Regions from separate parts of the Homo sapiens genome. Here region 1 is linked to region 2. Evidence: chromatin loops called from intact Hi-C (ENCODE). Cell type or tissue: heart left ventricle. All regions are shown on one strand. Links, peaks and the distances in the headings refer to the core of each region. The heading gives the core; the rest is flanking DNA.

The links. Hi-C counts contacts between places; a loop is a spot of excess contacts. Peaks named below come from ENCODE experiments on the same cell type or tissue, not always from the same donor. Only the 100,000 strongest peaks of a DNase experiment are listed, where the experiment ranks them.
Region 1: it touches region 2 in a loop (2.0-fold over the local background); 4 of 110 quality-filtered maps call a loop at or near these places.

What each region holds. Positions count from the first base shown.
Region 1 is chr5:74,054,776-74,059,178 of GRCh38, reverse strand. All of the region lies in intron 2 of LINC02122 (long intergenic non-protein coding RNA 2122), which reads left to right. Among named protein-coding and RNA genes, the nearest start is that of LINC02122, 46 kb to the left of the region's middle. In heart left ventricle, for the core only: a CTCF peak has its summit at 2,228 (motif pointing left); no DNase peak of the experiment used is centred there; H3K27ac peaks cover 436 bases.
Region 2 is chr5:74,162,457-74,166,859 of GRCh38, reverse strand. No RefSeq gene overlaps it. Among named protein-coding and RNA genes, the nearest start is that of LINC02122, 62 kb to the right of the region's middle. In heart left ventricle, for the core only: no CTCF peak of the experiment used is centred there; no DNase peak of the experiment used is centred there; H3K27ac peaks cover 822 bases.

The DNA of each region.
Region 1 (4,403 bases), core at 200-4,199, 110 kb after region 2:
AAAATTCTAACTATATCAGGCTCTTAAAAGTGAAATTTGCAAGGCAAGGTTCTTCAACTTCTGGATATCCTGTGAATTTTTTAAATTATTTTTAAATGTGAATAATCCCAATATTTGTTATCTTACCAGAAAGGAGGATTCTTGAACCTGAGGCGGGCTCATTTTACACCGCCTTTACATTCCTCAGCCCTGGCAGGATGACAGCCACCTTGGTTTTAAAATGGTAAAATATAAATACTGTGACTGGACTTCAAAGAATTGCTTCTCTCTAATACACACTCACACAAACACAAATATGTATAATATACACAATCTATATACAATTATAGATAATATACTTACACAAGTTTATGTGCATACATTATACAGAGAGAGGGATAGAGAGTGGGGATTGTGAAACAGGAGTAAGACTCTAATCCACCATCTAACCCCCAAGCCAGACCTTTGTTTTAGCACATATTTGTGTACAGTTCCTCCTCATTACTCAGATTCTGTATTTGCAAATTCACTTACTAGCTAAAATATATTTGTAACACCTAAATCAATACAGCACATTTGCAGTCATTTGCAGACATGCACAAAGTGATGAAAAATTTGAGTCACTCACTGGTTTCCAGTGAGGCTCCCATTCCCAGTTGCGTTCAAAAAAGGGGATGCTCTGGCTTCTTGTTTCAGCTCCTATGAAGAGTGGATGAGGATAGAGATCGGGAGCAGTGCAGTGCTGTGTAAGAGGGCTTCAATTCTGGGGCAGATGCATGGTGCGCACCTGTTAGTGGGGGCCTCAGATAACTCACTTACTTCTGAACCTCATCTTCTTTTTTGTAAAATAAGGAAAATAGAACCTACCAGGAAGAGCTGTTTTTAAGATTTAAGATTATAATCTATGTGAGATATATGCGAGCACGTATAGTCATCCCTCGTTCCCCGTATCCATGGAGGATTGCTTCCAGGACTTCCCCACAGATGACTAAGTCCCTGGTATAAAAGTGGTGTGGTTACATATAACCTATGCATGTGCTTTTATATACTTTAAATCATCTCTAGGTTACTTATAATACCTAATACAACACAAGTGCTATGTAAATAGTTGTATTTTAAAATATGTACTTTTATGTTGTATTTTTTACTTTTTAAAAATATTTTCAGTCCTCAGTTGGTTGAATCTGTAGATTGTACAACCTGGGGATGTGGAACTCATGGATACAGAGGGCCAACTCTGTGCGTTTATAAATATAGACAGAGATATAGTTGTAGATTTCAGTATTTTGCTAATTCAGTGTTTGCAGCAACTTCATAGAATATAACCACTACAAATAATGAGAATCTACTGTATCTTTAAGTAAGATATTATTTAAGTTGTTTGATTTAGGCTTAGGAAAATGGCATCATACTGTATGAAATCTTGTAAAAAAATTTTTCCCACAGTATTATTTGTGAGATTCTACATAATGTGCATAGTCCTAACTCATTCATTTTTCATGCTGTATAGTACTCCAGTGTCACAATGTATTCACAGACTTGCTTATTAATGGCCTTTGAACTGTTCAGATAGTATTTTTGGTCTTAGTGTGTTAAATGACCATTCTTGTAGATGTGCCAGGAGTTACCTAAGGGATATGTCCGGCAATAGAGTTATGGGTTAGTTAATAATGCCAAATCATTTCCCGGTGTTGTAGAACCAATGCATACACATGCTCCAGAGCAGATAAGAAATTCCTTTGTCTGTATCCTCATCAGCACTAGATATTATCAAACTTCCCAATTGTTTCCCAATCTCTTAGATGCAAAATAGGATCTCATTTGGGTTTTAATTTGCATTTCCTGCCTACTAATCAGTTATATATACATTTTTCAAGTATATGTTAATCACTTGCATTTCCTTTACCCTAAGGTGTCTATTTCTGTCATTTACCCAGATTTTTTCCTGGGCTATATTTCTCTCATTGATTTCCTACCTTTATCCTTTATTCTCGATACTAAACTCTTGTTGGTTTATGTATTGGAAATCTCTTTTCTAAGTTTGGAGTTTATCTCTCTGCTTTCTTTATGATAACATTAGATAAACAGAAGTTTCTAACTTTAGTCTTATTCTTTATTTCAATGGTCCCAGCACTTTATTAGGTTTCCCATTCTGCCCATTCTGTGTAATTACAACACAGAAATGCCAACACAGGCCAAGACTCATACCTCCAAGGTACTCCCCAGGAACTTACTGGAAGGCAGCCCTCTGGTGGAGAGGCCATCACAGTCTCTACTGCTCAGAGAGAAGAAAAACTTACTTGACCTAACTTACCAGAATGACTGAAAAATATACTTCAGAAAAATTTTTTCAATCAGATTAGCAAACCCAGTTGTGTAGCTACCTTTAATTACCCCCAAACCATCCTGTTCCTTAGCTGATTTAGCTTCCTGGAATGGCTTTCTCATTCAGCATTGCCCCTGCCACTCTTTATGTTGCCTTTCTGCCCACTCCATCAAATCCATTTTCTCGGGGCTTTACTGACAAGGAATAAACTGATGACTGTAGCTCTTTTCACTTTTTAAAGTTTCCCTTAGCCTGTCAACATTAAGTTTCCCAGTTCTGAGGGAAAAAGCAACATTCTTCACACTTATGTAATCCTAATTTCCAGTAATTCTTCACGTGGGTGTGTTTTTTAAAAAAGATTATTTTAAGTGCCGACTTAAGATTTTCCTAGAATTTATAAGCAAGCTGCGCTATAATATAAAAAAGGAGCTGGGAAGTTTAGCAGGCCAGAGGGAGAGTTTCCTTAAAAAACAAACAAACCAAAAGCCCCTCACATGTGATTACCTCTTCCCTTTTGCAGTGTGACTTGCTGAGGCAAGTGTGAACCCAGCTTAAGACCGTTCCTACCACATGACACCTCAAGAGCTTCTATCTACCATCTACACAGAGGTGGGCAGATGAATGTTCCCCTTAACCTGAGAAAGTCCCTCCGGGTTTCTAGACTGCATGGGTTCGAGAACAGCTTGGCACATAGTACCAGAGATGCTGAGAAAGGGGAAAAAGTGGCTCAAAAAACCAGTTCATCATCTCACAGTAAACCCCCATCTGAGGGGATGCTTCTCTTCAGCCTGTCTGGGAGGTAGTGTTTATAGAGGCACAGCTCATGTTTTCCAGAAGAATAGAACTTCCCTTGTCCTCCAATATTCTCTCCCTCTGGAAACTTATTTATGGTCTGATGTGTTGAAACAATAAACATGGGTGCACGGCTGGGGGCATGGGGGAAGGAGGGGTGTAGGATAGGAAAGGGGTTTCCCAGCTTTGTGTGAGAAGTGAAAAGGAGGTGGCAGCTTTCACAGACCAATTCGAGCCCTTTTCTTCCTGCCAGAGTGCAACTGCCAGCTGAGGCCCGACACCTTTTTTTATTGTGTGAAGACAGGAAAGAGATCTCTCAATTATCTTCAAATTAACTGCCTCTTGCCATTATCTGCTCCCTGAGGACCAATCAGAGCGTGTGTTTGAAAAAACTGGGAGTCAGCCTACCACTTCATCCACTCTCTGGGACCCCTTCCTGCCTACCCCCTCCCACACGCCCAGCCAAAATCATCTGTGCTGCCATTTCTCATGACAAACTTTAATGCTTTAATTAGGAGGCATCTGCGTGTCCACTCTTCACAAACACCATATGGTGCTCAGTACGAAATATGTTTCATTTTCATGAAGGCAAAGCCTTAGGAAAGGGTAGCGTTTTGAATATCAATTGTTGTTTCCACATTGGGTGAAGAATAAATTTGCTGTGCTTTAAAAGAGACAACAGTGTTGAAAAAAATGAAGGGGTTTGTTCTCTACCTGGCAAAACTTGGAGGAAAAATGTCTTATGTTGGAACAAAGCAGAATTTTACTTTTAAGGCTCAGAAATTCAGAGCCTTTTAGAAGTGCGTTGCAAGAATCTTCTAAACATTCCAAGGATTTAAGATAAGAGATGTGCTGAACTAAAGTTTCAGATTTTAAGCAGAATGGTAAAATAGCCATCTCTTTCACAATGAATCGTTAGAAAATGTGGGACCCAGTCTTAGAATGCTGAAAAGGCACCCACTTAGCAAAGCATTCTGCCTATACTTAGGAGAATGGCTTTTCAAGGGCATACTTTACAGGGAAAATTAACTACTTTGCTTCTTTGACAGCCATCGACTGACTTGAGAAATATGGCCCAATGGGATATAGTCTTTGGATTTGTTTTCTTTTCAAATATTGCATCCTTGAAATAACAAATCTAAGTTTTTCAAAGTTCACATTTTTTTTCTAAAATTCAAGGGCTTCAACGAGGCCAAGTTTCAGAATCTTTTCTCCAGTGAGGAACAGGGGGAGATACAGGCCAAATTCCAACATGGGCCTTTTCCTGCTTTTATGCAAATCACTCAACATGCAAATGATTAAATAA
Region 2 (4,403 bases), core at 174-4,173:
ATTTCTGTTCACTTCTTAGCAACTCCCAAGCAATGGGACTATCAACTTCATGGCTCTTCAGAAATGCAGAGCTTTGGTATTTCCACAGAATACTGAACATAATATTGAAAATGGCTCAATGTCACTAGAAACAAATGGCCCTTTGCCTGCAACTTAAAGTTGAGGACAACATGGCATCTGAGAGGCTACAGAATTCAAATTCTAGCCATGATTTTCCTTCATCTCCAGATTTTGGTATCTAACTGCCAAGCCCACCTCTTTATGTACATGTCTCATGGCATCTGACACATAACATTTGATTCCACCCCCAATATTGCTTTTACCTTCCCAACCTTGGCAATAGCACTATAATCTTCCAAAAATCAAGAAATTATTCTCAAGTTCTATTTCTCAGCCCCTGCTCACCCAGCCCTATCCTACATCCAGTTAATGAGTGAAGCCTATGGATTAAAACAACAACAACAACAACAACAACATATATCCTGAGTCTGAATCAGATAATGACTCCCCCTGCTTGAGATCTATCAGGGCCTTGTTGTGCTCTTAGAGAAGAATACCAGCTTCCCACAGTGGTTTCAAGGCCTGATATGATCCATTTCCTGTTGAAGGTTTTATTCCCCTCTCCCCATGATTACTTTCATCATTCCTTAAAGCAAAACTTTCCAAATACAGCACTGAACGAGATGGAAAGGAACAATAGCTTCCCAGCCTAGTATAGTCCTTATTTACCGTTGATAACTTCCTTATAAAACAATGAGGAACAAACTCTCAGAACAGGGGGACTATGCCAATGAGAGTTCAGATGCTGCAATTTTAGATTATTCCCCAGCTTTCTGCTTTGTAAATTTGTAAATTTAAAACAGTGTTTTGTAAATTTGTAAATTTAAAACAGTGTTTTGTAAATTTAAAAATAAGCACAGACCACAACTGGTGATACACCTTTCTTTATGAATGAAACAGGGACCATCCCTTCATTTTATGAGATATTTTTGGAATATTTTCACAACCAACCAATCAACCAATGAATATTTGATATGTGCCTACTATATGCAGGATATTTTGTGCAAGAATTTTAAGACGTGGCCACTGCCTTTTGAGGTTATTACAATTTAGGTGAAAGACACAGATATCCATAGAAAGTTAATAAAAAGCAATATAGAATTAATAACGTATCATTTTGTAGGCAATGACCTAAAGCACTTGAACTCCTAAGGGTCCCTCCAAGTCCATGATTTGCTGCTCTGTTTTAGACAGTGAATGAGTGATATAGATTTGTGTGCCTCAATCTTTAAAGTGCAAAGAATGCCTGTTAAGATATAGATTCAGATTTAATGGGTCTAAGTGGGGTCCTAGTACTTATAGTTCCAAGAGATTCCCAGGTGATGGCAATGCTGTTGGGATGAGGACCACACTTTGCATTGCAACAGGATAGAAAAATGCTACTTAAAGTACGGTCACCAAATTCCCAGGCCCCTCTCCAGACCCCACTGAATCTGAATCCATGGGCTTGGGCTCATGAATGGTGTTTTAACAAATTCTCCAGGTAATTTTTACACATTCTAAAGACTGAGAAGCACTAATACAGAGATTAAGTGCTGTGAGGGCCAGATGCATTGAGTTCTGGATACATGTACTTTTCCCCAGCAAATAGTCCCCAGGGTGACATCAGGTCTTGGCCTTTTTCAGGGACTGTCAATTCAGTACCAAGTGGCCTGGCTCGACTCTTCCAGCATAAGCAGCCAGAAGACTGGCCAGGAGCTGTAACTAGAGACTAACACACCCCAACATGTTTTTAGGAACAGATTGGATCATGCCAGAAAGGAACCGTGATTTAGCCAGATTAATGGCTATTCTTATTGTAATACTCATGAAGAACAGAGACTTTGTAATGGGTTTAGCAGATGTGGACATCTTAATGCCAGAGAGTCTCCCGGCCTAAAAGGGAATTGCAATCATCCAATATGTTTTCCCATCCTCTGGCCTGAGATTGAGTTGTCACAGGCTCCCAGACACTGCTCCAGGCACCCCAGATGGTACTGGCTGACACACTCAGAGCATGTCATTATGAATACATGCAAACCACATGAGGGTCACTAGCTTCTGGATTAAATGCATGGTACTAGCTCTACTCTCAAGGTCCCTAGGACACTGCTGGGAAAAGGAGGGGTAAGTGGGACCCCAGGTGCTGGGAGGTGTTGGGAAATTGAGGACCCGTGGGAAACCCTTAGGGAGAGGAAGCCAAGCAGACATTGGAGGATTCCTCTAATAATGAGTTAAATGTGACAGAAAATATATTCAAGTTCTGGCACTTTCTTCCTCTTTCTCTTTTAATTTCAATACTGTTTGACTATTTGGCTTAGGAAGCATATTTTTGGGATCAGGGTAGTACCACTAACTTTTCATTCTATCAGATAATTTAAAAATGATTTTATTTAGTTATTTTGCCAGTAGCATAATGACTTTGTCCAGCTAGCAATAAAACAAAGGCAAATGCTAACTTGGAATTGACAAATTCCTTGGATAATCAGTTTTCTTTATTTCACAAATCTAAGAACTTTATTAATCAAGACTTGTCACTGACTCTGGTTTTAGAAGTTGAGCCCACCGGAATCCAGTTCTAAAAGATAGAAAATCAGTATGTCTGCCCCAGGCCAGCATTATCCTGATGCCTTGCATTGAAGAGAAGCCCTTTCTGTTGTTCCCAAACTCAAAACACAATCAAAAACAACAAACAAAAAGAAAAAGAAACCAAAAGCCCCCACCAACGTGATTTCAGTGGAGTCAGAAGACTTTGTTCTCACCATTTCCTCTTCTACTTACTGGCTGGCTGTGAATCCTACAGTGGGAGCTTCATTCTGAAGCTCTGAATTCCAGCAAGACACAAATGGCAGTTAAGATGGGCAACACTTTTAAATGTGCCCATTTAAATGTCCCAAAAAGTGAAGCATTTTGCCAGGAAAAGGGAGAACTCACAAAGGCCCTGGGAGCCCACAGTGGGTGCACCATTAGAGAAAATAGGGCACAGAAGTCTTGAGACAGTTTTTCTATTTCCAGCCTGTTGCTGGGAAGATGTATTAGGAAAGTTGATGTCTCATAAGAGTGAAGTTTCTCCATCTGACAGATCATGATCATTCTTACCCTACATCTTATCATTTCCTCCAAGGCTACTGAGAGAATAGAATGAAATGATAGTTTGAAATGATTTTGAAAATCTGAGAGTCTTCTACAAATATGAACTATTGCTTTCTAAGGCAATTTCCTGGTCTTGTATAAAGTAGAGCTGACCTTCCAGGGATACCGGGTACCAACAAATACACTGGAAGTGAGCTGAAATTCTTTTAAAAAGAAGAGTGATTTTTAGCAAGGCATGGTGGTGTGCCCCTGTAGTCCCAGCTACTCCAGAGGCTAAAGAGGGAGAATTACTTAAACCCAGGAGTTTGAGGCTGCAGTGAGCTATGATTTCACCACTGCACTCTAGCCTGGGCATCAGAGCAAGAACCCATCTCTAATAAAAATAAATAAATAAATAAATAGAAGAGTTGTCTATAAACAGTGCATGCATTTTTAGGAAGTCTCATCTTTTTTATGATACAAGAAAACAGTGATGAAACTGCTAGACAGTGATCCAGGAAGTTTAGTGACTGTGTATGTTTGCAGTATCAGATGCTTAAGATAGGAGACACTTTATGGCTCAACCATAGAAACCCAACCTCTTGAGTTATTTTGATTTATTTGAACCTTCACTTTTATGCTCTCTGAACTAGCTAACCTTTCCAGAACTTCACTACATGCAAAAAGATTCTGTTTTAAATTGTTCATTAAATTATTTCAGGTGTTAGAGTCAGAGGGCGACAGCCTTGGAAATAATAAAGATTAGAAAGAAAAGTCTTTGAATATGTCAGTCATTGATCCCCAGAGTTTGTGAAGATGAATTTATTAGACTCCAAATCCCCCCAATCAGGCCGTGGATTATCTGGACAATCAGAGGACCGGGGATGAATAGTACAAGAAGCATGTCTAACAGAAAGATGTTTCCACCTGGAAAAATGGCTCAGTTCCAACCCTATTCCTTGTGGACTTATTAATTGGATTTGTTCTTGCAGTTAAGGCAAATCAGCATATATTCTAGTTAGTGGTTCCAGGCACTGCAAAATTGGAATTCTGCTCAAGGAAAGGTGGCCAAGAAATAAAGGCACTTTCTCAAGAGGTTTAGTCCTAATGGACTGAAAGAATATTTACATGTTAAACAGAGCCAGAAAGGAAAGTGAAAGTTCTATATGTCTAAATTTCACTTCTTGGGATGGGAGATTTAGATGCAATGTATTTAAGCATTTCATGTACCAAAAAGCCATTGGGTTAGGTAGTCCTTTGGAGAAAGCGCATGCATACAAAGTTGTGTGGCC